Regions from separate parts of the Homo sapiens genome. Here region 1 is linked to region 2. Evidence: chromatin loops called from intact Hi-C (ENCODE). Cell type or tissue: CD14-positive monocyte. All regions are shown on one strand. Links, peaks and the distances in the headings refer to the core of each region. The heading gives the core; the rest is flanking DNA. Region 1 overlaps FERMT2 (FERM domain containing kindlin 2). Region 2 has its middle 10 kb from the start of FERMT2.

Region 1 (12,446 bases), core at 3,604-6,103, 92 kb after region 2:
ATTAAGTAAGCTAGTTCTTGATATCAGATACCAAACATTAGAAAGAATTTCAAATATTAAAAAAATTAAAAAAGGATTTAACTCTCTCCTAGGGTGACATTACTTCCATTCCTGAACTTGCTGACTACATTAAAGTTTTCAAGTAAGTACAAAAAGGAGGGATGCCAAATATTAATAACTGTCAGCTTTATAGTCATGGTCACATTATTGAAACTAACTGTTAAGTTTGACTAACAAACGCATCTACTGTAAAAGGATTTACCAGTTAGGTGAACACCAAATTACCACGAGAGAAAATAACCACTTTTACAAAATTAAAATCACAATGCTCATTCTTTTATCAGATTTTTCTTTAAAAAAAAAAAAAAAAGATTGTGAAACCTAGATTGCATCATACAGATGCTGAAACATAGTAATACAGTGGCACAGCCCCTCCGGGCCTCAGTTGGAAGCAGTACATAATGAACTGTGTCACTGCCAGCGATTATTTCCTCGTTCAGAGCGCAAGATTCTATTGAACTCTGTTCATTTGTTCATGGAACATTTTATGTAAAGTTCTAGTATATCTGATCAAGATTTTTAACACTCTATCCAGCTATATTCCACAGAATCAAGAGAGCTCGGCATTAAGGCAGAGAGGAGAAAAAGGAAAAGGAGGTGATGTGGAAAGTACTATTTTCTACTATATAAGATACAAAACTACTCTAGAATAAACCATTTACCATAGCTGAACATACAGCAGTTCAAAATATGGAACTTCTGAGATAAGGGCATGATTTCAGATCCACTACCCTACCCTTTCTCCTTCCCCCTTGACCCACCTTTCTCATCTACCTGCACCTTTCCTTACACATCCTCATGACTGCTCTGTCATCTTCCTTCTGTGTTTGATATTGGAGTGGCAAGTTAATGTCACCATTGGAATTTACCCCGGAGAAAGAAGCACATCCCCCACTTTCAGTCCTGCCAGGTAAATTTGCATCTTTATAGAGGCTCCAAGGCAATCCTGCAGACACCCATAAACCTGCAGGTAATTACAGGATCTAGGAATTTTCCAATTACTGACATTTACTTCACCTTTCTTTTCCTACCCTTCCCATGTGACCTGCTAGTTAGTGATAGATGTGATGGCTACAGCTGCAGAATACTGGAACACAGGCCCTACTGCCTTTCTCCTCGGAACGCTGTTTGTGGGATCTTCTAGAGTAGATTGAGAAGGGAGGCTCGCATCCAGTAACAGTAGCACTGACTAATAAGACGCTGACCAAGGGGGATCAATTTCAGCACGTGTAAAACTTGACCCCAGACTTAAATTAATATTGTGAAACTTTGCTAATACAGCGTTAATAAAGTTACTTCCAAGTGATTTTGTTGTTAATTCTCTTTGATACATAGGCCAAAAAAGCTGACTCTGAAAGGTTACAAACAATATTGGTGCACCTTCAAAGACACATCCATTTCTTGTTATAAGAGCAAAGAAGAATCCAGTGGCACACCAGCTCATCAGATGAACCTCAGGGGTAAGGAGAGCCTGGCACGGCTGTTGTTGATGGTGGCATCCCCATTGGCCTAATAGTCAATGAGCCACTTGCTGGGATAAACAAGTTTTTTAAAAAAATCAATTTCTTTACTCCTTTGGGTACTTGAAAAATGTTTAGATATGTCTCTTTTACATAGTCCTTTTCACAGGTTTGAAGTATTCAATTCCACATAAATATTTTGTTGTAATCTCTTTGTGCAGACTTGACCTGAAATGTATGATTCAACTTTTCTTTTTTGTTTTTTGAGAGGGAGTCTTGCTCTGTCACCCAGGCTGGAGTGCAGTGGTGCAATCTTGGCTCACTGTTACTTCTGCCTCCCGGGTTCAAGCGATTTTCTTGCCTCAGTCTCCCCACTAGCTGGGATTACAGGTGTGCACCACCACACCCAGCTGCAAGGTTTCGTCATGTTGGCCAGACTGGTCTCGAACTCCGGGCCTCAATTGATCTGCCCACCTTAGCCTCCCAAAGTGCTGAGATTACAGGCGTGAGCCACCACACCAAGCTGATTCTGCATTTCTAACTTGTCAAGTAAGCTTACGTTGTCTTTTGATCTTCAGCATTAAGGACATTTAGAGTTTCCTTATTCTGCAGGGGCTGCCTCCTTGTCTGTTTTGGATTCTGCCTTATTTTAAGCCACGCTGTAGTCATCCCTGGGCTTTCTTCTTCGACATCCTGCTCTTCCTCACCCTCACTGATGACAGGCTGGTCCCACTCAGGGTCCTCAGCCTCTGAATTTTCCTGGCTCGCCAGTAGAGTAGCTGACACTTTCAGGGTTTGGGCAAGTCCTTCCCCTTCCCCTTCCCCAACACCTCTTCCTCACACAGTTTTGTCTTTGCTCTCATCCTGGCTTTTGAGGCCGCTTCAGGATATTCCTCGGAGGCTTCTAGCTGACACCTTGAGTCTCACTGGTTTTCTCTTGTCCTGTCTTTTCAAATCCAAAGCTATCTCAGAACTAGGGTCTGGTATTTGGGTTGCTCATTTCCTTTCCCTCAGGGCGTTTGTGGCAGGCCTGCTTCCTACAGCCTGGGCTAAGCCTGGATGAAGCCTCAGCTATTGGCTTTGTTTTGGATTTTGTTTTTCCTTTTCTTCAGTAAGGTCTATGACCTACAGCTTAATTTTCTATTTCAGTGATTTCTTCTATTGGTTCTTCATACTGCTCTTTCACCTTTTTCATCTGATGATGCCCTGGCTCAGCTGGTAGGCGAATTTCCTCTCCAGATTAGTCTGGTTCTTCTGCAGGTAGATGGCATTCTGCTGCTCACTGTGATTTCTTTGCAGAGCGTTAATGAGCCTCTCACTTGGGGTAATACTTTTCAATAAAATCACCTGGTTCACTTTCAGTGTAGATACCACTTCTCCAGAAAGCTGTATCCCCTGAGGACCACTCTCCCGTGAGCACACACCCTTGGCACATGGCATGCCTTTTGGATGATGCAGTCAATCAGCTGGCTCTGCACTGTCTGTTCCACAGTCCTCTCACTGTATCTTCCCTTAGAAGAGCAAAGACTAAAAAACTAAAATACACTTTCTAGACTCATTTCCAATGAGACTTAGATTCCAGTCAGGTGCATTCATGGGAGACTTAAATTCGGAATAGAGCTAAGGGGTTAGAGACACAGAAAATGAAAGGAGGGAGGTATTACTAGGCGCTGGAGCTAACACCTGCAGCCATAGTCTCCTGGTTTCCCACCTGCTTGATTATAGCAAAGGTTGCGCCACCCTTGGCAAGCCAGTTCTGAGTTACTCCTAGTGGCCCAGCCCATCTCTTCTTTGGGTACATTTGTACGTACACATATTTTTGTAGATAAGGCCTTTCTAACTCGAAGTATTCCGATGTGGACAACAGCACCAGGGAAAAGGGCTCCAGACTGATTTCACAAAAATGACTCCCAAAACAATTTCATTTAACACTTAAAACACAGAGGTGCTTTTCCTGATTCATATTCCTAAATTGTACTTAGTACAGTCATGTATCATTTAACAGTAGGGATACATTATGAGAAATGTGTCACCAGGTGATTTTGTCATTGTGTGAACATTATGGAGTGTGTGTACTTACACAAACCATGATGGTATAGCTGACTGCACACCTAGGCTATATGGTATAGCCGATTGCTCCTAGGTTACAAACCTGTACAGCATTTTACTGTACTGAATACTGTAGACAACTGTAACACAATAGTAAGTATTTGTTATCTAAACATATCTAAATCTAGAAAAGGTACAACTTGGCTGGGCGCGGTGGCTCATGCCTATAATCCCAGCACTTTGGGAGGCTGAGGCGGCGGATCATCTGAGGTCGGAAGTTGGAGACCAGCCTGACCAACATGGAGAAACCCCGTCTCTACTAAAAATACAAAATTAGCTGGGCATGGTGGCATATGCCTGTAATCCCAGCTACTCAGGAGGCTGAGGCAGGAGAATTGCTTGAACCTGGGAGGTGGAGCTTGCGGTGAGCTGAGATCACGCCATTGCACTCCAGCTTGGGCAACAAGAACGAAACTCCGTCTCCAAAAAAAAAAAAAAAAAGTACACTTGTATAGAGCAGTTTCCATGAATGGGGCTTGCAGGACTGGGAGTTGCTCTGGGTGTGAATGGGTGGTGAGTGAATATGAAGGCCTAGGACATTACTATATGCTACTATAGACTTTATTCAATAATTTTCTTTCTTCAAACCTTTGCTTACTGTAACTTTATAACTACTTTTAACATCTTGACCCTTTTCTAATGACACGTAGCTTAAACATTGTACAGCTATACAAAAATATTTTCTTTATATCCTTATTCTATATGTTTTTTTGTATTTAGATTTTTATTTTTTATTTTTAACCTTTTGTTAGCTTAAATCACAGGCACACACATTAGCCTAGGCCTCCACGAGATTGGGATCATCAATATCACTGTCCTTCACCTCTGCATCCTGTCTCACTGGAAGGTCTTCAGGGGGAGTAACAAGCATGGAGCTGTCATTTCCTCTGGTAACAATGCCTTCTTCTGGAATACCCCTGAAGACCTGTCTGAGGCTGTTTTACAGTTAACTTTTTTATTTAAGTAGAAGTACTTTGTAAAATAATGATGAAAAGAATAGTATAGTAAATACATAAACCAGTAACATAGTCATTTATCATTATCAGGTATTATGTACTACTTATAATTGTACATGCTACATCTTTCTATTACTGGCAGCAGAATAGGTTTGTTTACACAGATGTGAGCTATGATACAGCTACAGTGTCACTAGGCAGTATTTTTCAGTTCCATTATAGTCTTATGAGGGCATTGTCGCTGTCGTATATGCAGTTCGTTGTTTACCGAAATGCTGTTATGCAATGCGTGACTGTATATTGTACATTAGGATAGATTTACCGTATTTCAACACAGTGTTGAAATCTGTACCCTAGTACATGAGCTCTGCCTAGTAGTCACTTAAACTATTGCTTTTAAAGTTACACAAATTTTTAAAAAATAGAAAAACTCAGTCCTGGGTAAACAATTGCTATTCCCACATTTTGGAATTCTGTAATTTACCTGAAACTCTTAATTAGGGTCACTACCTTCCTCTCTCAGTCACGGGCGTTTCACTTTTGGGTCTCTGTCATTCTTTGTTGCTCTCAGGATCTGTTGCAACCTTCTCCTGCTTCCCTCTTCAGCTGCCCAGGACCAGCGTAAATGATCCACTGTTGACTTTGAGACTAAATCTGTCTTCTGGCCCCTGTTCTCACTGTCCCTGTTATATCTTAACCTTCTTCCTGTATAACTAAGAGGTCAGGTCCTGGCATGGAATTAATAAGTTTATAAGCTGTTCTCAGTTTTCATCCCACTGCTCCCAAGTCCTCTCAAAGGACTCATCACACTGATCATTGCACTCATCACAGGCACCGCACTGATAACACCTTGACCAAGAATCAAATGGTCTGGATGCTGCTCTTCTACTAAACAAGCCCTATGATTTTTGTTGTTTCGTTTTTTGAGACTATGTTGTACACGCTTATCTCCAACTCTTGGGGTCAAGCGATCCTTCCACCTCTGCCTCCCGAGTAGCTGACACTGCAGGTGCACACCACTACACCTGGTTTAGATCTGTGATTTTGGAAAGATAGCACATCTGGGCCTATAGTATCTTCTTCTGAGAAATGAGAGTGTTAGACTGGATGCCAAGGCTTCATAGAGATCTAAAATGCAAAGTTATTAAAAATTCATTTCAGCTAATACTAAGTGAACTCCTGTGCCACAAACTGTGCTGGGTACTAGAGATACAAGGAAGAACCACTTACAGTCTCAATCCTCAGGATGGTTTAGAGCATGTTGGCGAGATAAAATTACAATTGGGGTAATAAATAGTACTTTGGAAAGGAAAGGAAAAGAGCAAGGGGTAAGGGTGTTCTATAACTTAATCTTCAGTGAGGATGGAGAGACTTCATCGGGGATGGAGAGCCAAGCACAGTGGCACATGCCTGTAATCCCAGCTACTCAGGAGGCTGAGGTGGGAGCATTACTTGAGCCCAGGAGTTCAAGACCAACCTGGGCAACATAGCCAGACCCCATCTCAAAAAAAAAAAAAATGCCTAGAGAGTTTTGTGCTGCTGGAAAATAGAATTTAAGGGGAAGGATGAATACTTCTTAATAGCTATTGAATCTGATTCCTGCTAACATGAGAGGTAGTCGCAGAAGAAACTGGCAGACATTAGATGATAAAAATGGTAAGGAGATTGCTTTTTGAACTGGCAGCAGTGACGTGTCACTGAAAGAACATTAACACAAAAATGACAAGATCCATATTTATACCAGTTATGGTGCAGAGGAGTCATTTTAGAGAGATGATAGTAATCCAAATTAAGGTAATCAACATGGGATGAGAAAAGGGGCAGATTGAATAGATACTGAGGAAGTTTGGTCAATAGTCTGGGTGACTTATTTGGGAGGAGGTTGAAGTGGGGTCATTTTTCTGATTTGTGCAATTGGGTGGATAGTGTGATACTGAGATAAGAATGTAGAAGATGAGAAGAATGTAGAAAAAGGAGCTGGGTTTGGGGGGAAAGATGAGTTTAATTTGGGGATATTTTGAATTTGAGGTGCCTGTGGGATGTCTATTTGGAGCTAGCCTGTAGACATTGGATTAGGGGAGAGATGCACATGCTACAGATACTGATAGGGTAACAGTTAGCAGTAATGGTAAGTGCAGCCATTGCAATGGTTGTCTGTAATGTGAGAAGACAAGATGAAGAATAGAACCCTGCAGATCACCCATGTTTAAGAGACAGGGCAGGTTAGAAGAAGGGGACCTTGCAAAGGAAACAAAAAAAAAATGCATAGGAAGACTATGGCAGTGAAGTATGATGAAAGCTAAGATAAAAGTTGTTTCAAAAGGACAGAGTAGTCAACAATGTCCAGTACTGTAGTAAAGTAAGGTAGTTAGGCCAACATAGTATCTAGCCATGTAGTTCATGACCTTGATAAGAACAAGTTAAGTAGACTTCAGTGGTTTATTGAGTATGGAGCCAAAGTACAGTCACTGAGAAGTAAATAAGAAACAAAAATGGCTGGGCACGGTGGTTCATGCTTATAATCCCAACATTTTGGGAGACCAAGGCAGGTGGTGGATTGCTTGAGCCCAGGAGTTTGAGAACAGCCTGGGCAACATGGTGAAACCCTGTCTCTATTTAAAAAAAAAAAAAAAAAGGAGGCAAAGCTTTTTAATGAACTTTATCTATGACAAGGAAGGGGGAAAGAGGTAACAGAAAAGGGAGGTAGGTTGTGGTGTAAGATGGGAGAGACTCAAGGAAATTAAATGCTGGTGGAAATGTGGCAGTAGAAAGAAGGAAATGTAGTGTCTGAGAGGGAGGATCTCAGTGGTGGAGCAGGGTTGCTCGGATGGTAATGAACTCAGCCCACTTGGATAGGAAAGCTGGAGGATGAGGGATGCCTCTTGCACTGCGTGGAAGCAAGGACAGCTAAGTTTATCTTGTACGGTGGCAGGAAATGGATGGACTTAACTTCTGGTGGCTTTCATTTTCTTGGAGACATAAGAGGTGGAGTTGTCCCTTGAGACCAAGTGACATTGTAGGATGTCTGAGAAGATTTGAAATAGGCATTGTTGAAAATGTCTGTATAAGCACAGAAGGATGCAAGCATAAAGGGCCCAGCTGAGGTTGGTATCCATGAATCTGTAGTGAAACCTTTTTTTCTTGCTTCTTCCCATCTTGCAGTGCTAAGCAGCCTGAGTATAGGCAAGGAAAAGTTAGAGGGATTTATTTACCTAGGGTGCAGATTTTGCTAGGAGAATGTATAATGTGAAGACAGTGAGTCTCGGCAGTTGGAGTTGATGTCCAGTGAATGTGGTCCAGGCTGGTTGGGAAGGAGGGAGCTGTTGCTTCCTTCTGTTGCTGTTGGGGAGAAAGTGGAGGGGTTGCAGCATAGGGTTCCTCAAAGAGTTAGGATTAGAGATTGTGACCAGAATTGGCTGTTTGCATTTCATCTTTCAGATGTACACTAATTGGGTAACTGAGGAAGTCCAGTGGTTGCCGTGGAAGTAGGTAGCTGAGGTGGCATGGAATGGGTGTTTGAGATGTGGCCCCTGTAGGCCTCTGAGCCTACACTAGTGCCTGAGTTACCACCCACTTTGTCTCTCCCTGTTTAGTTTTCTTGTTTTTTTAAAAGAGGCCTAATTATTATGGAATTGTGTACTGTAAATCCTCTTGAATTATTAATGATATTTGTGCAAAAGATTGTGTACTTTCAAACAACTGTTTCAACTTTGCACATTAAACAGTTCGTCACACATGTTCTCATCATTCTAAAGCCTGTATAAAAGGAGATATAAAAGAAGAAATTCATATGTAGTAAATATTTTAAAAAGAAAACAAAGGGCAGGGGGGAATCTACAAAATTCATGGTAGGAGTTGCTTCTGGGGAGGAGAATAAAGAGGGCCTCTCCTTTATCTAAAGTGTTCTTTTTATTTAATACTAAAATATTTATGTAGACAGGGAAAATGACAATTTTAACATTTGTTCTTCTGAATATGGAGTGTGTATGATCTTATATTCTGTGCCAAGAGGAATTGAAAAAGCAAGCCCTACTAACAATTTAAAATTTTCTTCGTAGAGCCTACTGCATGATCATATGACATTGTGCTTTGTTCATGTCATTCTTGGACAATTGGAATAAGCTTTAGGAAGCTTTGACAGTGTATTATCTTATTTATCCTTAAATCATCCCTGTGAGGTAGAGTCCAAGGTCAGGAAATGTCGACTTACAGAAGTTAAATGGCCCATAATTATTATTAATAAGTGACAAAGAAAGGTCTGCAACCCAAGTCTCTCTGACTGCAGAGCTCTACTTCACTGTATTTATTATACTGTTACTACTTGTTTATGCCAGCTGTTATGCCATTATCTAACACCTAGTTCAGTAAATCTGCACTCCCTTCTGTAAAGCCTCCTACAAAGTGAAATTCTGAAGAGAGAGTTTCGCTTTTGTTGCCCAGGCTGGAGTGCAACGGTGCGATCTCAGCTCACTGCAACCTCCACCTCACAGGTTCAAGTGATTCTCCTGCCTCAGCCTCCCAAGTAGCTGAGATTACAGGTGTCCACCACCACCCCCGGCTAATTTTTTGTATTTAGTAGAGACATGGTTTCACCATGTTGGTCAGCTGGTCTCAAACTCATGACCTCAGGTGATCCGCCCGCCTCGGCCTCCCAAAGTGCTGAGATTACAGGCGTGAGCTACCACACCTGGCCTGAATACAGTTGTTTTCATTCCAGCTTCCCAAGTATATGTGTATGTTACCTTCTGCAGCAGATGCCTTCATAAAATACTATGGCAAAATCCAACATGTTAAGATGCCACAGAATGAGGGCTGCTTGTATTGACTTGAGATTTCTTAAAAGTAAATTTAGCCATTTTAATAAAAATTTTTTGTTACAGGATGTGAAGTTACCCCAGATGTAAACATTTCAGGCCAAAAATTTAACATTAAACTCCTGATTCCAGTTGCAGAAGGCATGAATGAAATCTGGCTTCGTTGTGACAATGTAAGTTTTCCAGTTAAAAATACACTTCAATTTTCTTAAATGAGTTGACCAGTCATCCTTATATTTTATACTTGAAAGACCCACCTCGTGATACATTGCACACATCAGTATTTCTTTTCTCCAGGAAAAACAGTATGCACACTGGATGGCAGCCTGCAGATTAGCCTCCAAAGGCAAGACCATGGCGGACAGTTCTTACAACTTAGAAGTTCAGAATATTCTTTCCTTTCTGAAGATGCAGCATTTAAACCCAGATCCTCAGTTAATACCAGAGCAGATCACGACTGATATAACTCCTGAATGTTTGGTGTCTCCCCGCTATCTAAAAAAGTATAAGAACAAGCAGGTACTTACTTCATTTTACTTCATCTACTGTGCTGGTTTGTTTTTATAATTTTGTACATAACTTTGTTTTTCCCCTCTTAAACAAAACTTTTTAGTCTTAATTTTGTATCAGATGGTTAGAATATAAAATACAGTTAGAGTATCCCTAATCTGAACCTCTGAAATCCTCCAAAATCTGAAACTTTTTGAGTGCCAACATGACTCTCAAATGCTCATTGGCACATTTTGGATTTCAGATTTGGGATCCTCAACTGGTAAGTATAATGCAGATATTCCAAAATCCAAAAAAATCTGAAACCCAAAATACTTCTGGTCCCAAGAATTTTGGATAATGGATACTCAATCTGTAGAAAATAAAGTAACCTTTAGTCAGTTTAAATTGGTCATTAAAAAAAAAAATCTTTATCATTTTAATAGAACAGATAAGGACACAGAATAGTTGAGAACTTACTCTAAACAAATTGCAGAAATCATTCTGTTAACATGGTGTTCTTTCAGACATTTTAGGGAATTGAATATGGTCTCAATGCTTTGTGTTCCTTAATTTATTTAATTTTATTCCATATATAATTAAGTAAATGTGACATAAAGTGCAGCCAGCATTTCTCAACAAAATCTGTAATACCTGCTCTTGTTGAAATTGGCTTTTCCAGCTTTAGAAAGAAACTTTACAAGAGTACATTTTTAGCCGTGTCTTTTCTTAACATTTTCAGTCAGAACCTAACCACAATTTTACACATAGTTACACAGTTTGGTAAATTTTCATTGAAATTTGCTTTTGTTCACTCTGTTTAGAATTCTTTTCTTTGGAAATTAATACCATAAAAGGGCTGCTACTTAGGAAAATGGTTCTTTGGTACAACATAAAAAGTCCTTTACAGGGGAATTTCACTTGGTATAGGCCCTGGTATTCTCTGCCCCCAACATCATGCCATAAAAGGAAAAGGCTTTAGTTTGGGGGTGGGGAGACGAAGACCTTTAAAATAAACATTTTGTTTTTATCTAATTTTGCTTTAATCTTTGTTAAGGAATAATTTTAAAACATACTAAAAAGGCTCAATGAAATGCCCAGAACACTTACTAATTCCTTAACTTTAAGTATAATATTTATTATATGGGTCTAAAATTATTTCTACCTAAATGTTCAGAATTTTAATGACAGAATATTTGTCTTTAAGTCTCAGAGGTTGTGTAAGCCTAGAAATTGTTTATCCCGTGGTCATATGATGTGGGAGTAGTAAGGAATGGAGGAAATGCTGCCCTGGGGAACTGTATGGAATGTAGATTGTAAGTTAAAAAGAGAAAGTAAAGCAAGTGCTAATTTCATTTTTCATTCGTAGTTTTTTAAAATTATTTATACAGAATCTTGTTTCTAAAAGTGAACTTATTTGCCTTCAAAGGCAATAAGTAATTTCAAACCTGACCAATTTTATCATTTCACAGTAAGGTATCAGGGAGATAAAAGAGCTTAAACGAGAGCTGCCACACATTGTTTTCACTGTCAACTATTTGTTTTCTCAGAAGCCTTTTAAATGATAGTTCTTGACTAGAAACTATCAACTGAAGATTTATCTTTAACTGACAGGAGGACAGTTTGTGTGTGGTCCGTGGTTAAAGATCCTTCTGGCCTTGCCTTTCATGTTGCCATCTAATCAAATGCACATTTTTAACCCTCCTTTCTCTCACTAGAGCTATAGGTTAGATTTTTTGGTGTGTATTTTGTTCTCTTTGAGGCAGAGTCTCTCTGTCTCCCAGGCTGGAGTGCAGTGGCACCATCATAGCTCAAGCGCACTGCAGCCTCCATCTCCCAGGCTCAAGCAATCCTCCCACCTCAGCCTCCCTAGTAACTAGAACCACAGGCACGCACTGCCACTCCAGGCTAATTTTTGTATTTTTTGTAGAGATGGGGTCTCGCTATGTTGCTTAGACTGGTCTCAAACTCTTGAGCTCAAGTGATCTGCCTGCCTTGGCCTCCCGAAGCACTGGGATTACAGGTGTGAGCCACCACACTCTGCTGGAATAGACTTACAAATTGTTGGCCAGGCACAGTGGCTCACGCCTGTAATCCCAGCACTTTGAGAGGCCGAGGCGGGTGGATCACTTGAGGTCAGGAGTTTGAGACCAGCCTGGCCAACATGGTGAAACCCCATCTCTACTAAAAATACAAAAATTAGCCAGGCATGGTGGTGCACGCCTATAATGCCAGCTACTTGGGAGGCTGAGGCAGGAGAATCACCTGTACCCGGGAGGTGGAGGTTGCAGTGAGCCAAGATGGCGCCATTGCACTCCAGCCTGGGTGACAAGAGTGAAATTCTGTCTCAGAAAAAAAAATTGTTTCCAGAGAATAGCGACCATGATGTTATTGCCCTGGTGCCTAGTAAGTAGTGACATTCAGAAGTTTAGTTGCTACTGTGTGTCAGATACCACACTAGTCACACTGGACATAGTGCTCAGTAATTATTAAGCTGTATCCAGTTGCGTTCTGGAGGCTGTAGGAAGATGTGCAGGCCACAAGGACATTCTTCCCTA
Region 2 (12,446 bases), core at 5,048-7,547:
ATATGCAGAAAAACTAGACCTCTGTCTCTCACCATATACAAAAATCATATCAAAATGGATTAAAGACTTAAATCTGGTCAGGCATGGTGGCTCACACCAGTAATCCCAGCACTTTGGGAGGCCAAGGCAGGAGGTGTGCTTGAGGCCAGAAGTTTGAGACCAGGCTGGCCAAAATAGCAAAACCCCATCTCTATCAAAAATACAAAAATTAGCCAATTGTGGTGGTGCACACCTGTAATCTCAGCTACTCAGGAGGCTGAGACACAAGAATCACTTGAACCCAGGAGGCAGATGTTACAGTGAGCCAAGACTATACCACTGTACTCCAGCTTGGGTGACAGAGCAAGACTCTGTCTCAAAAAAAAAAAAAAAAAAGACTTACATATAAGGCCTCATACTATGAAACTATGACAAGAAAACATTGTGTAAACTCTCCAGGACAATTGTCTGGGCAAAAATTTTTTGAGAAATACCCCACAGGCACAAGCAACCAGAGCAAAAATGGACAAATGGTATCACATCAAGTTCAAAAGCTTCTGCACAGCAAAGGAAACAATCAACAAAGTGAAAAGACAACTCACTGAATGGGAGAAAATATTTGCAAACTACCCTTCTGACAAGGGATTAATAACTAGAATATAAAATCAGCTCAAACAACTCCATAGGAAAAAACTAATAACCCAATCAAAAAACGGGCAAAAAATTTGAATAGACATTTCTCAAAAGAAGATATACAAATGTCAAACAGGCATATGAAAAGGTGCTCAATATCACTGAGCATCAGAGAAATACAAATCAAAACTATGATGAGATATCATCTCACCCCAGTTAAAATGGCTTATATCCAAAAGACAAGCAAAAACAAATGCTGGTGAAATGTGGAGAAAAGGGAACCCTCATACACTCTGGGTGGGAATGTAAATTAGTACAACCACTATGGAGAACAGTTTGGAGGTTCCTCAAAAAACTAAAAATAGAGCTACCATATGATCCAGTAATCCCACTGCTGGGTATATACCCAAAAGAAAGGCAATCAGTATATTGAATAGATGTCTGCAGAATCCTGTGTTTGTTGCAGCACTGTTCACAAAAGCCAAGATTTGGAAGCAACCTAAGTGTCCATCAACAGATGCATGGATAAAGAAAATGTGGTACATACGCACAATGGAGTATTATTCAACCATAAAAAAAAAAGAATGAAATCCTGTCATTTGCAATAATGTGGATGGAACTGGAGGTCATTATCTTAAGTGAAATAAGCCAGGCATAGAAAGACAAACATTGCATGTTCTCACTTACTTGTGGGATACAAAAATCAAAACAATTGAACTCATGGACACAGAGTCCATGAATAGAAGGTTTGTTACGAGAGACTGGGAAGGGTAGTGGCTGGGGTTGGGGGCGTGGTGAGAGGGGAGGCGGAGATAGTTAATGGACACACAAAAAAATAGAAAGAATGGAGAAGGCCAGGAGCGGTGGCTCACGCCTATAATCTCAGCACTTTGGGAGGCCAAGATGGGTGGATTACTTGAGCTCAGGGGTTCAAGACAAACCTGGGCAACATGGTGAAACCCCATCTCTACAAAAAATTAGCCAGGCATGATGGTGTGCACCGTGGTCCCAGCTACTCAAGAAGCTTAGGTGGCAGCATGGCTTGAGCCCAGGAGGCTGAGGTTGCAGTGAGCCAGAGTTGTTCCACTGCTCTCCAGCCTGGGCAACAGAGTGAGACTACATCTCAAAAAAAAAAAAAAAAAAAAAAAAAGGATGAATGAATGAGACCTACTATTTGACAGCACAACAGCATGACTAAAGTCAATAATGACTAAATTGTACATTTTAAAAATAGCTAAAAGAGTATAATTGGATGGTTTGTAACACGAAGGATAAATGCTTGAGGAGATGGATACCTCATTTTCCATGTTATCATTACATACTTCATGCCTGTATCAAAATATCTCATGTACCCCATAAATATATACACCTACTATGTACCCACAAAAATTAAAAATAAAAAAATTAAATATAGTAAAACAGTAAGAGGAAATGGAGACAGTAAGTATAGACAATGCTTAAAATTTTTTGGAGAAGTTTGACTGTGAAGGGAAGGACAACAGCAAAGGAGACAGTAAAGTCTGAGGAGGGCTTTCTGACTTCTTCTCTAGCCTCTCAAATGATGGGAAAGACTTGAGCACATTTAAGTGCAGATAAGAAGCCTCTGGGTCAAGGAGAGAGTTTAAAGATGCAGGAGAAAACACTGGAGAATCTATTGAGAATAGGAGGAAATGGGATGTGGGCACAGATGGATTAATCTTTGATAAGAACATGAACACCTCTTCTGCCTAATGGCAGGGAAGGAAGAGAGACCATCTTGTGTAGATTTTGACAGTCCGGAAGGTTTGGTAGAGTAAATCAAGGGAGTTATTCCCTTGGCTCCAATTTCAATGGGAAATAGGAGATGAAGTCATAGGAGAATGAGGAGTGAGGCTAGGTTGCAAAGGGCCAGGGTTGACTAATCAAAGATAGTAGACAAGATTGAAGGACAGTGTCTATGACAAAGATAAGGACAGGATCTATGCATATTGATATATTTGGTTACAGCTCAAAGATCAGAGCACACTACTAAAAAAGCATGTGGGGCTGAGAAACTCATCAATATTTATATGTCGTGCTGATGCTCTTGGTTCTAATAGTCTTTACGAGTTTAAGTTTCTTAGTGGCACAGAATCCAAGATATGCACCCTTTCATTCTTTCATTCATTCATCAAATTCTTGTTGAGCACCAGTCATGTGCCAGGTACTATGCTAGGTGCTTGGGAGATATGGCTGTGAACAAAGTAGAACAAGGCTGGGAGCCTTAGGGACCTCTATTCACATGATCATGACATGAATTGTGCCCACGGAGCTGGAATGGTGCCAGTGCATGGAATTGGAAAGTCTCTCCCTTCAAGGGGCTCTTATAATGGTAGAAAAGAAGGCTGGCTGGGATGAAGACAAATATGCTGTATTAGTCCGTTTTCACACTGCTATAAAGAAATACTTGAGACTGGGTAATTTATAAAGAAAAGAGCTTCAATTAATTCATAGTTCCACATGGCTGGGAAGCCTCAGGAAACTTAAAATCATGGCAGAAGGGGAAGCAAATACATCCTTCTTCACATGGTGTCAGGAGAGAGAGTGAGTGCAAGCAGGGGAAATGCCAGGCACTTATAATACCATCAGATCTCATGAAAACTCATTCCCCATCACGAGAACAGCATGGGGAAAACTGCCCCCTTGATCCAATCACTTCCCTCCCTGGACACATGGGGATTACAATTTCAGATGAGATTTGGGTGGGGACACAGAGCCAAACAATATCATAAGCTAACAAACAAATGTGATAATTTTGAATTCTTGGTAAGTTTTATAGGAGAACAAAAGCAAATGAGGAAATAGAAAGTAATGGGGTGGTGGGGATGCAGTGTGGTAAAGGCTACTACAGACTGCCTGGCCAGGAAAAGCCTTGCTGAGGGATGATACTGGGGCTGAGAAACATAGAGCCACAAGAAGAGGCAGGGAAAAGCCTGGGGGCCAAGGGAATGGTATGTGCTAAGATAGAAAAGTAAGGAGTCCTGAATGACTGGATACAGTGAGCAAGAGGTCAGCAAGGTAGACGGTCCAGATCCTGTGAGGCCTTTCAAGCCATGATAAGGAGTTTGGATTCTATTCTAAGTGTGATGGAAAGCTACTGATGTTATTAAGAGAAGAGTAAATGTTGTGATTTACAGATTTAAAGGATCACTCTGGCTGCTGTGTAGTGAAATGGATTGGAAGGGGAAAGATCAGAGAGGCCACTTAGGAGGCTACTGAATAAATAATATAAGTGAGAAGACAGTAGCTAAGATTAGGGTGGGGTGGTGGAGGTGGAGAAAAGTGGAACAATTTGGGATCTGTTTTAGAGACAGACCAACAGGATGTAGTGTTAAACTAGTCATTGCAGACTGGCAGTAAAGGAAAGTGGAAAATCAAGGTTGACTCCTAGTTTGTAAGTTGAGCAAATGGGTTGAATGGTGATATTATCTGATGGGATGAAAAATACTGGGGCAGAAGTAGATATTGGAGGAAAAGTCCAGAGTCTCACACTGCACATTTTAGTTTGAAGTGCCTACTACACATGGATCTACAGGTCTGGAGCTTCAAGCACAGGTCTGGGCTAGAGGTTTGGAAATCATCAACAGAGAGATAGTATTTTAAGCCTCAAGGTATGAGGAGATCAGCTGGAGAGAGAATGTATGTAGAGAAGAAAAGAGGTACTATAGCATGCTGACTTCAGAGATCAGCTAGAGGATGAGCCAGCAAGAAAGCAAGGAAGTCTGAAAAATGAGAAAAGAGAGGTAGAGGAAAAGCTCAAAGACGGCAATGTCCAGACTCCAAGAGGAGTGTGTGTTCAGAAAGAGAGAGTGGGCAAGCGGCTGAGAGAATTCGAAGAAAAGGATGGAAAGGGCACCATTTCTTATGCCACATGAGGATTATTGGTGACATTAAAAAACTGACTCAGTGGACTGATAGAAACAGAGGTATTGGGGAGGAAAAATAATTTTCCCTCAACCCCTCGTAGTTCTTAGCTGGGATGCCTATAACAAAAGACAGATTAACAAAAGAAAAACAAACAATTTAATTAATGCATACAGCACACATCATCTGGGAGAAATTTCAATGAAAAGTAACTCAGATCAATGGCTTATACAGCATATACAGCATCTTCAACAAAGAACAATACATTTGTAGAGAACAGACAAAGAAAAGCAATTTTAGACTTCTAAGGAAAGTTAAATATATTGGAGGAAACTAACAGATAAAATTTGTTTGCAAATCACTCTGGTGCCATGTTTGGGTTGGTAAGAGTCTAGAGTGGTCTCCAGCAAAGGAGAATTTATAGCCTGTCTTTAGGCAGAAAAGGAGGTTGGATAAAGAGAGCTTTTCCTCTACTGCATCTTAATTGCCTTTAGCTCAAAAATAATTTTTATGTCAAAGAGGCAGTTTTGATTCATACAGATGTGAAAAAAAGAAGCATATTTTGAGGTGACATGTTTTCTTCAGATGCAAATGTGGGGGTGAGTTTTAAAGTAATCGAAAATTGAGAAAGCAAAGCTATTACATACAGGCCTTTCATTTGAGTGGTTTTGTGTTTAAAGGAACACAGAAGTAAAAATATAGGGAGATATGTGATCGAGAGGGACTTGTTTCTTTATGTATCTAAATGGAAGATAGTAGAGTCTGTTTATATGGTGAAGGAAATTATATGGAACCTAAAAATGAAGAGTTATCTTTTTTTTTTTTTTGACACAGGGTCTCACTCTGTCACCCAGGCTGGAGTACAGTGGTGCAATTACGGCTCACTGCAGCCTCGACCTCCCAGACTCAGACTCAAGTGATCCTCCCATTGCAGCATCCCAGGTAGCTAGGACAACATGTGCATGCTACCATGGCCGGCTAAGTTTTAAAAATTTTTTATAGGTTGGGGGGGTCTCCTCATGTTGCCTAGGCTGGTTTTGAACTCCTGGGCTCAAGCAATCCACCTGACTTGGCTTCTCAAAGTGCTGGGATTACAGGCCTAAGCCACCACCCCTGGTCAAGAGTGTATCTTTTAATAGGTGTAGGGACACATTTTCATTTGTTTACTAAGTTCTTGTATTTGTTTTGCTTTATTTTAGAGATAGCATCTTGCTCTGTTGCCCAGGCTGGTCTGAACTCCTGGCCTCAAGTGATCCTTGCATCGTGGCCTCCCAAGCCAAAGCACTGGGATAGAGGCATGAGCCATCACACCCGGCCTAAATTCTCCCTTTTATTTTCTTTCTTTCTTTCTTTCTTTCTTTTTTTTTTTTTTTTTTTTTTTGAGACAGAGTCTCACTCTGTTACTCAGGCTAGAGTACAGTGACACGATCACAGCTCACTGCAGCTTTCACTTCCTGGGCTCAAGCAATCCTCCCACCTTGGCCTCCCAGGTAGCTGGGACTACAGGGGAACACCACCATGCCCAGCTAATTTTTTGCATTTTTGGTGGAGACGGGGTCTTACCATGTTGGCCAGGCTGATCTCAAACTCCTGGATGCCAGTGGTCCACCCCCTCACCCCGCCCCAGCCACCCGGCCTCCCAAAGTGCTGGGATTACAGGCTTAAGAGCCACTGCACCGAGCCTAAATTCTTAATGAATTATTTGTTGAATTTAGTTCAAGAGAGAAGAAAGGTTTATACAGTGACACCTCCCAGGCACCAGATGGCAATGTTCAGCTGCTGTTCTGTTCCCTGTCACCTGAGAGCACCCTCTCAAGAGCTAGTAGATAACATGCACTTCTGTCCTTCCAAGGTGGACTGAGTTGGCCCTAGGGCAGTTGAAATTTTAGATGACTTTCTGGTTTGGCTCTTTTAGTGGAATTGCAACTCCTGGGAAAGAACAGAGGGTTTATGCATTTAAAGAGGACATTGTGTTACAAAGGACAAAGGGTAGGGAACATTTCTCAGAATGGGTTTGAGAGTCAGCAGTTTACCTGCCACCCAAAACTAGGAGGAACCAGCTAGACAATAAATAACACTAAAAATCAGGGAGAAGCCTACATGTTTATTAACAAGGAAACACTGATCCATCATTGTAGGATGAAGGCAGCTGTGAGGACTGGATTCTTGGCCTGTGGATTTCCAGTGACTCTCACAGGTGGCAGCAGCACTTCTAGGCTGGCAAATGCACTTCTGTGCTGTCACCGCTGGTTTCTCTATGGCCTCTGACTCTCTGCCCTAGTTATACTGAAACTAATCTCAATCACATCCTTCCTTTCTTACATCCTGGCCCAGATCTGACCTGGGAAGGGCTTCCATCCGATCAGCACAATAACTCAAGCAGCCCCACCCTCTCGTTGACTAATATTGACAGTATTTGTTTAAATACATTTGTGATCAACTTACTCTAGCCTCTTGGGCCTTTCTACTTTTATAAGATGGTTAAAGCCTTCCAACAACCCAATCTTGAAAATTGATGTGTATTTCTTCTAGCTTGGCAGGGCTTTTCCTATTTCCTCCTGGATATTTGGAATTATCCCAATGAAGAATCTTTTAAACAAATATTTCCTCTTATATTCTCTTTTTCTTTTTTTTTCCTTTGTTCTTCCTGATAACCACAAATCAATCTAAATCCCCCTTACGTTTTTCATAGTCTTTACTCGTGCTTAGGTCTTCTTTGCTTTGAAAAGTGTCTTTGTTTCTGGTGCACCTCCAAATTACCATCTTATTTCTTGCTTTTCTTTCCCTGGCAAACCTCCCTTTATCTTCTTTAACTCTTGGAAATCTGTTTTCCATCAGCTTTAGAATTGTCCTCTGCAAGGTTAAGAGTAACTTTTGCCAGTCACTATTTTCCTGAACTTTTCTATGTCATTTGATACTGTTGACCAACCTTTCTTTCTTCAAATAGTTTTTCTTTCTTCTTTTTTTTTTTTTTGGCTCACCTAACTAATCTGATTCTTTTCTCAGCTCTGATCCTTTCTTCTCTGTTACCTTAGATAACTCTTCTTCCTACTTCTGCCTGTGGGGAACAGCGACCCAAGGGGCAGCCTCATTTGGGGACTCTGAGCCATTCATTAGGGCTCACTTCTGTGTTAATGACTTCTCTGTGTGATCTGATCGTCTCACAAGACTGCCAGCCTTCTTTATCTAATTGTCCTTTAAACATTTCCACTGAATGTGATGCTTTCACCCCAAGTTCAGTATTACTTTTTAAAAACTCTTCATCTTTACCTGGCTCCCTGAAATCATCTCCTTTAAACTTCCATTTCCCTGTCCAGGAGTACCCCTGTTATTCCAGTCACCTCAGCATAAAAACTTTGAAGCATTTATGACCATCTTTTTTTTAGACCTAGGTTTTAGTCCCAGATCTTCCACATACCAGCTGTGTGGCTTATTTAGGACAAGTTGTATAACCAGATAACCGATCTGTCCATCAGTGAACTCACATTAAATAAGGATAGTAATAAAAACTAAGGGTTATTGTAAGGAACATTTAAAGTGACTTGACAGTGCCTGGAACATCAAAAATGCTCAGAAACTTTTTGTTAATACTATTTTTGAAATCCCCTGCATCCTCCACCCCCTATTATTTATCTTACCAACCAAAGGTTTTTTTCTTACATCTAAGTTATGAACAGATTCCGAACCAACCTTTCAGATTCCAGTCCCTAGCTCTTTCAAACCATCATGCATGTTTTTACCAGATTAATCTTACTTGAACATTGCTTTCATAATATTACTACCACACATCAACATTTTTTTTTTTTTTGAGATAGCGTCTTGCTCTGTCACCCAGGCTGGAGTGCAGTGGCACGATCTTGGCTCACTGCAACCTCTGCCTCCCAGGTTCAAGGGATTCTCCTGCCTCAGCCTCCCCAGTAGCTGGGATTACAGACGCATGCCAACACACCAGGCTAATTTTTGTATTTTTAGTAGAGAAGGGGTTTCACCATGTTGGCCAGGTTGGTCTCGAACTCCTGACCTTGTGATCCACCCACCTCAGCCTCCCAAAGTGCTGGGATTGCATAAGCCACCGCGCCTGGCCCACAAACCAATTTTTAAATGGCTCCTCTTTTTTTTTTTTTTTAAACCACAGAGTCTAAACTTCTGTCCTTCCTGGTTTGGCTTCACTCTGTGGCCACCAACCCCAAGCATCTCCTTAGCATTTATTCCTTTCTTCTCCTGGCTGGTGAGCATTCCATACTCACTTCTGCCTCGTGATTTTCCCATGCTAATTGTCTTGATAGGCCTAACTCCATCTACTCCTTTGTCTGCTTAGCTTTATCGTCTTCAGAAAACATATCATGACTTCGTTAATCAGCTTCTTACAGAGTCTAGACTATCACAGTCCTCAAAATGGATCTGTACTTCACAATTTAGCCTTTTATTTTTGCTCCCTTTTTTCCCTTCTGATTTCTTTATTACTTTATTATTATATAATTCACATACCATAAAATTCAACGTTTTCAAGGATACATGTCAGTAGTTTATAGCAGCAGTCCCCAACCATTTTGGCACCAGGGACCGTTTCGTAGATGACAATTTTTCCACAGACTGAGGTGCAGCAGGGTGGGGTGGGGGAATGGTTAGGGGATGAAACCGTTCCATCTCAGATCATCAGGCATTAGATTCTCATAACAAGCGTGCAACCTAGATCCCTTACATGTGCAGTTCACAATAGGGTTTGCATGCCTATAAGAATTTAATGCTGCTGCTGATCTGACAGGAGGTGGAGCTCAGGCAGTAATGTTCATTCGCCCGCCACTCACCTCCTGCTGTGCAGCCCAGTTCCTAGCAGGCCACGTACTGCTACCGGTCTGTGGCCCAGGAGTTGGGGACCCCTGGTTTATAGTATATTCATAGAGTTGTGCAGACATCACCACTATCTAATTTCAGATCATTTTTATCACCCTCAAAATAAACATTGCACGTATTAGTAGTACTTCCCATTCTTTCCTCACCACCCTCCCCGCTGCCCCCAGTTCCCAACAACCACTAATCTGCTTTCTATCTCTATTGTTTTGCCTATTCTGGATATTTCACATAAGTGGAATCATACAATACCTAACTTTTTGTGTCTGGTATCATTCATTTGGCATGATTTCAAGTTTATCCATTTTGTGGCATGTATTGGTACTTAATTCTTTTCTTAGGCTGAACAATCTTTCTTTCTTTCTTTTCTTTTCTTTTTTTCAGACGAAGTTTAACTCTTGTTGCCCAAGCTGGAGTGCAATGTTGCGATCTCGGCTCACTGCAACCTCCACCTCCTGGGTTCAAGGGAATCTCCTGTCTCAGCCTCCCGAGTAGCTGGGATTACAGACGTATGCTGCCACGCCCAGCTAATTTTTGTATTTTTAGTAGAGAGGGGGTTTCACCATGTTGGTCAGGCTGGTCTCCAACTCCTGATCTCAGGTGATCCGCCCACCTGGGCCTCCCTAAGTGCTGGGATTACAAGTGTGAGCCACCATGCCCAGCCGAACAATATTTCATTGTATAAATATACCACATTTTGTTTATCCATTAATTACTTGAAAGACGTTTGGGTTGTTTTCATCTTTTAGACATTATGAATATTCATGTATGTTCAAGCTTTTATGTGGGCATATGTCTTCACTTCTCTTGGGTATACACCTAAGAGTAGAAATGGTGGGTTATGGGATGTCTGAATCTATCTGTGCTGCTGCAACAAAATACCACAAACTGGGTAGCTTATAAACAATAGAAATCTGCTTCCCACACTTATGGAGGCTGGAAAGTCCAAGATCAAGAGGCCAGCAGATTTGTGTCTGATGAGGGCTGCTTTCTAGTAAACAGTTGGCACCTTCTCGCTGTGTCCTCACATGGTGGAAGGGGCAAATGAGCTCCATTAGGCCTCTTTTATAAGTGTGCTACTCCCTTATTAAAGGGATTAATGATCTAATCAAAGGCCCCACCTCTTTATTTTTAATTAAAAAAATTTTAAAGTTTGTTTTTAGAGACAAATGAAAACAACAAAAAAAATTTTTTTAATTTGATTTTAGGGCCTCACTCTGTCATCCAGGCTGGAGTGCAGTGGCATGACCACTACTCAATGCAGCCTCAAACTCCTAGGCTTGGCCAGGCGCAATGGCTCATGCCTGCAATCTCAGCACTTTGGGAGGCTGAGGAAGGCAGTTTGAGGTCAGGAGTTCAAGACCAGCCTGGGCAACATGGTGAAACCCTGTCTTTACTAAAAATACAAAAATTAGCCAGGCATGGTGGCATGCCAAGTAGTCCCAGCTACTTGGGAGGCTGAGGTAGGAGAATCACTTGAGCCCAGGAGATGGAGGCTTCAGTGAGCCAAAATCGTGCCACTGTACACCAGTCCAGGTGACAGAGTGAGACCTTGTCTTGAAAAACAAAAGAAAAAAAAATTCCTGGGCTCCAGCAATACTCCCACCTCAGCCTCCTGAGTAGCTGGGACTACAGGTGCCCACCTTGATGCCCAGATAATTTTTTTTACTTTTATTTTTGCAGAGACATGATCTCACCATGTTGCCCAGGCTGGTCTCAAATGCCTGGGCTCAAGCGATCCTCCCACCTAGGCCTCCCAAAGTGCTGAGGTTATAGGCATGAGCCACTATACCAGGCCTTCCCCATCTCTTAATATCATCACATTGGGGGTTTGGATTTCAACATATGAATTTTAGGAGGACACAAACATTCAGACCATGGTAGCTATGTATATGCTAACTATATCTATATATATATGGTGACCATATATATAGTAACTCTATGTTTAACTTTTTGAGGAACTGCCGAACTGTTTTTCAAAGCAACTTACCATTTGCTTTCCCATCAGCAGCGTATAAGGGTTGCAATTTTTCCACATCCTAACCAACACTTGTTATCATCTTTTTTATTATAGTCCTTCTAGTAGGATGTGAGGTGTTATCTCATTGTACCTTAATTTGTATTTCCCTGCTGATAAATGATGTTGAGAATATTCTGTGTGGCCATTTGTATGTCTCCTTTGGACAACTGTATATCCATATTCTTTGCCCATTTTTAGTTAGGTTATTTGTCTGGGGTTATTGTTGAATTGTAATAGCTCTTTATTTATTTTTTATACAAGTCACTGAAAATATATATGATTTGCAAATATTCTTCCCATTCTATAAATTGCTTTTTCACATTTTGGTTGCTGCCTTTAAAATATAACTATTTTAAACTTTGATAAAATCCAACTTAACTATATTTTCCTTTGTTGCTTATGCCTTGATGTCTTATTTAAGAAGCCATTGCCTAATCCAAGGTCATAACGTTTAGTACTATATTTTCTTGGAGGAATTTTATAGGTTTAGACCTTACATTTAAGCCTATGCTGTATTTAGTTAATTTTTGTATATGTTGTACGTGGCTGTCCTTTCTGATGTTTTAAATATAAGCCTCCTGTATCAGATAGATGTTCCTTAAGAATTTGTGACATGTGTTATACATTTACATGCCTGTCTCAATGTCCTACACTGTGCTAGACACATAGTTACTGTGTTTGTACGTGTGAACATTTGATATTTTTGTTGAGGTGAAGAATATTTCACAAGATGTCCTGGTGTTCAAACTTAAGTCGGTGGGGGGAGGTGGGGGAAAAGGTATCCCGAGCATGGTTTCCTACATAAAACTTTCTGTAACTAAAGCAGTAAATGTAAGCAGTGCATTTCTTTCCCCTTAAAGATTTCACTGTTATCTCGGAGCCCTTCTTTGGTCTGTGAAAACAGCCATATTCCTAGCAAATCTTGTTTCTCAGTTTGCCAGTCCTTTTCTTGCTAATTACAGTGACTGCCCATTTCTGTCAAAAAAGTGGCTTTTGCAACCTCCCTTCCCATTTAGATCACATTCCACACCCCTGGATTTCTACCTCTTTAGTAGCGTTATTGGTGTGTGCCATTTTTGGC

What was found. Peaks named below come from ENCODE experiments on the same cell type or tissue, not always from the same donor. Only the 100,000 strongest peaks of a DNase experiment are listed, where the experiment ranks them.
Region 1: a loop joins it to region 2, with 1.9 times the contacts of the local background. A loop is called at or near these places in 22 of 110 quality-filtered maps.

What each region holds. Positions count from the first base shown.
Region 1 is chr14:52,861,873-52,874,318 of GRCh38, reverse strand. It overlaps FERMT2 (FERM domain containing kindlin 2), which reads left to right. Exons shown (of 15, transcript NM_006832.3): 9 at 93-142; 10 at 1,396-1,520; 11 at 9,466-9,572; 12 at 9,697-9,918. The region is part of intron 1 of LOC105370500 (a long non-coding RNA gene); the gene reads right to left. Among named protein-coding and RNA genes, the nearest start is that of GNPNAT1, 76 kb to the right of the region's middle. RefSeq lists a silencer at 854-1,148. In CD14-positive monocyte, for the core only: no CTCF peak of the experiment used is centred there; DNase peaks (open chromatin) are centred at 4,868 and 5,178; H3K4me3 peaks cover 826 bases; H3K27ac peaks cover 967 bases.
Region 2 is chr14:52,955,122-52,967,567 of GRCh38, reverse strand. No RefSeq gene overlaps it. Among named protein-coding and RNA genes, the nearest start is that of FERMT2, 10 kb to the right of the region's middle. In CD14-positive monocyte, for the core only: CTCF peaks have their summits at 6,051 and 6,257 (motif pointing right); no DNase peak of the experiment used is centred there.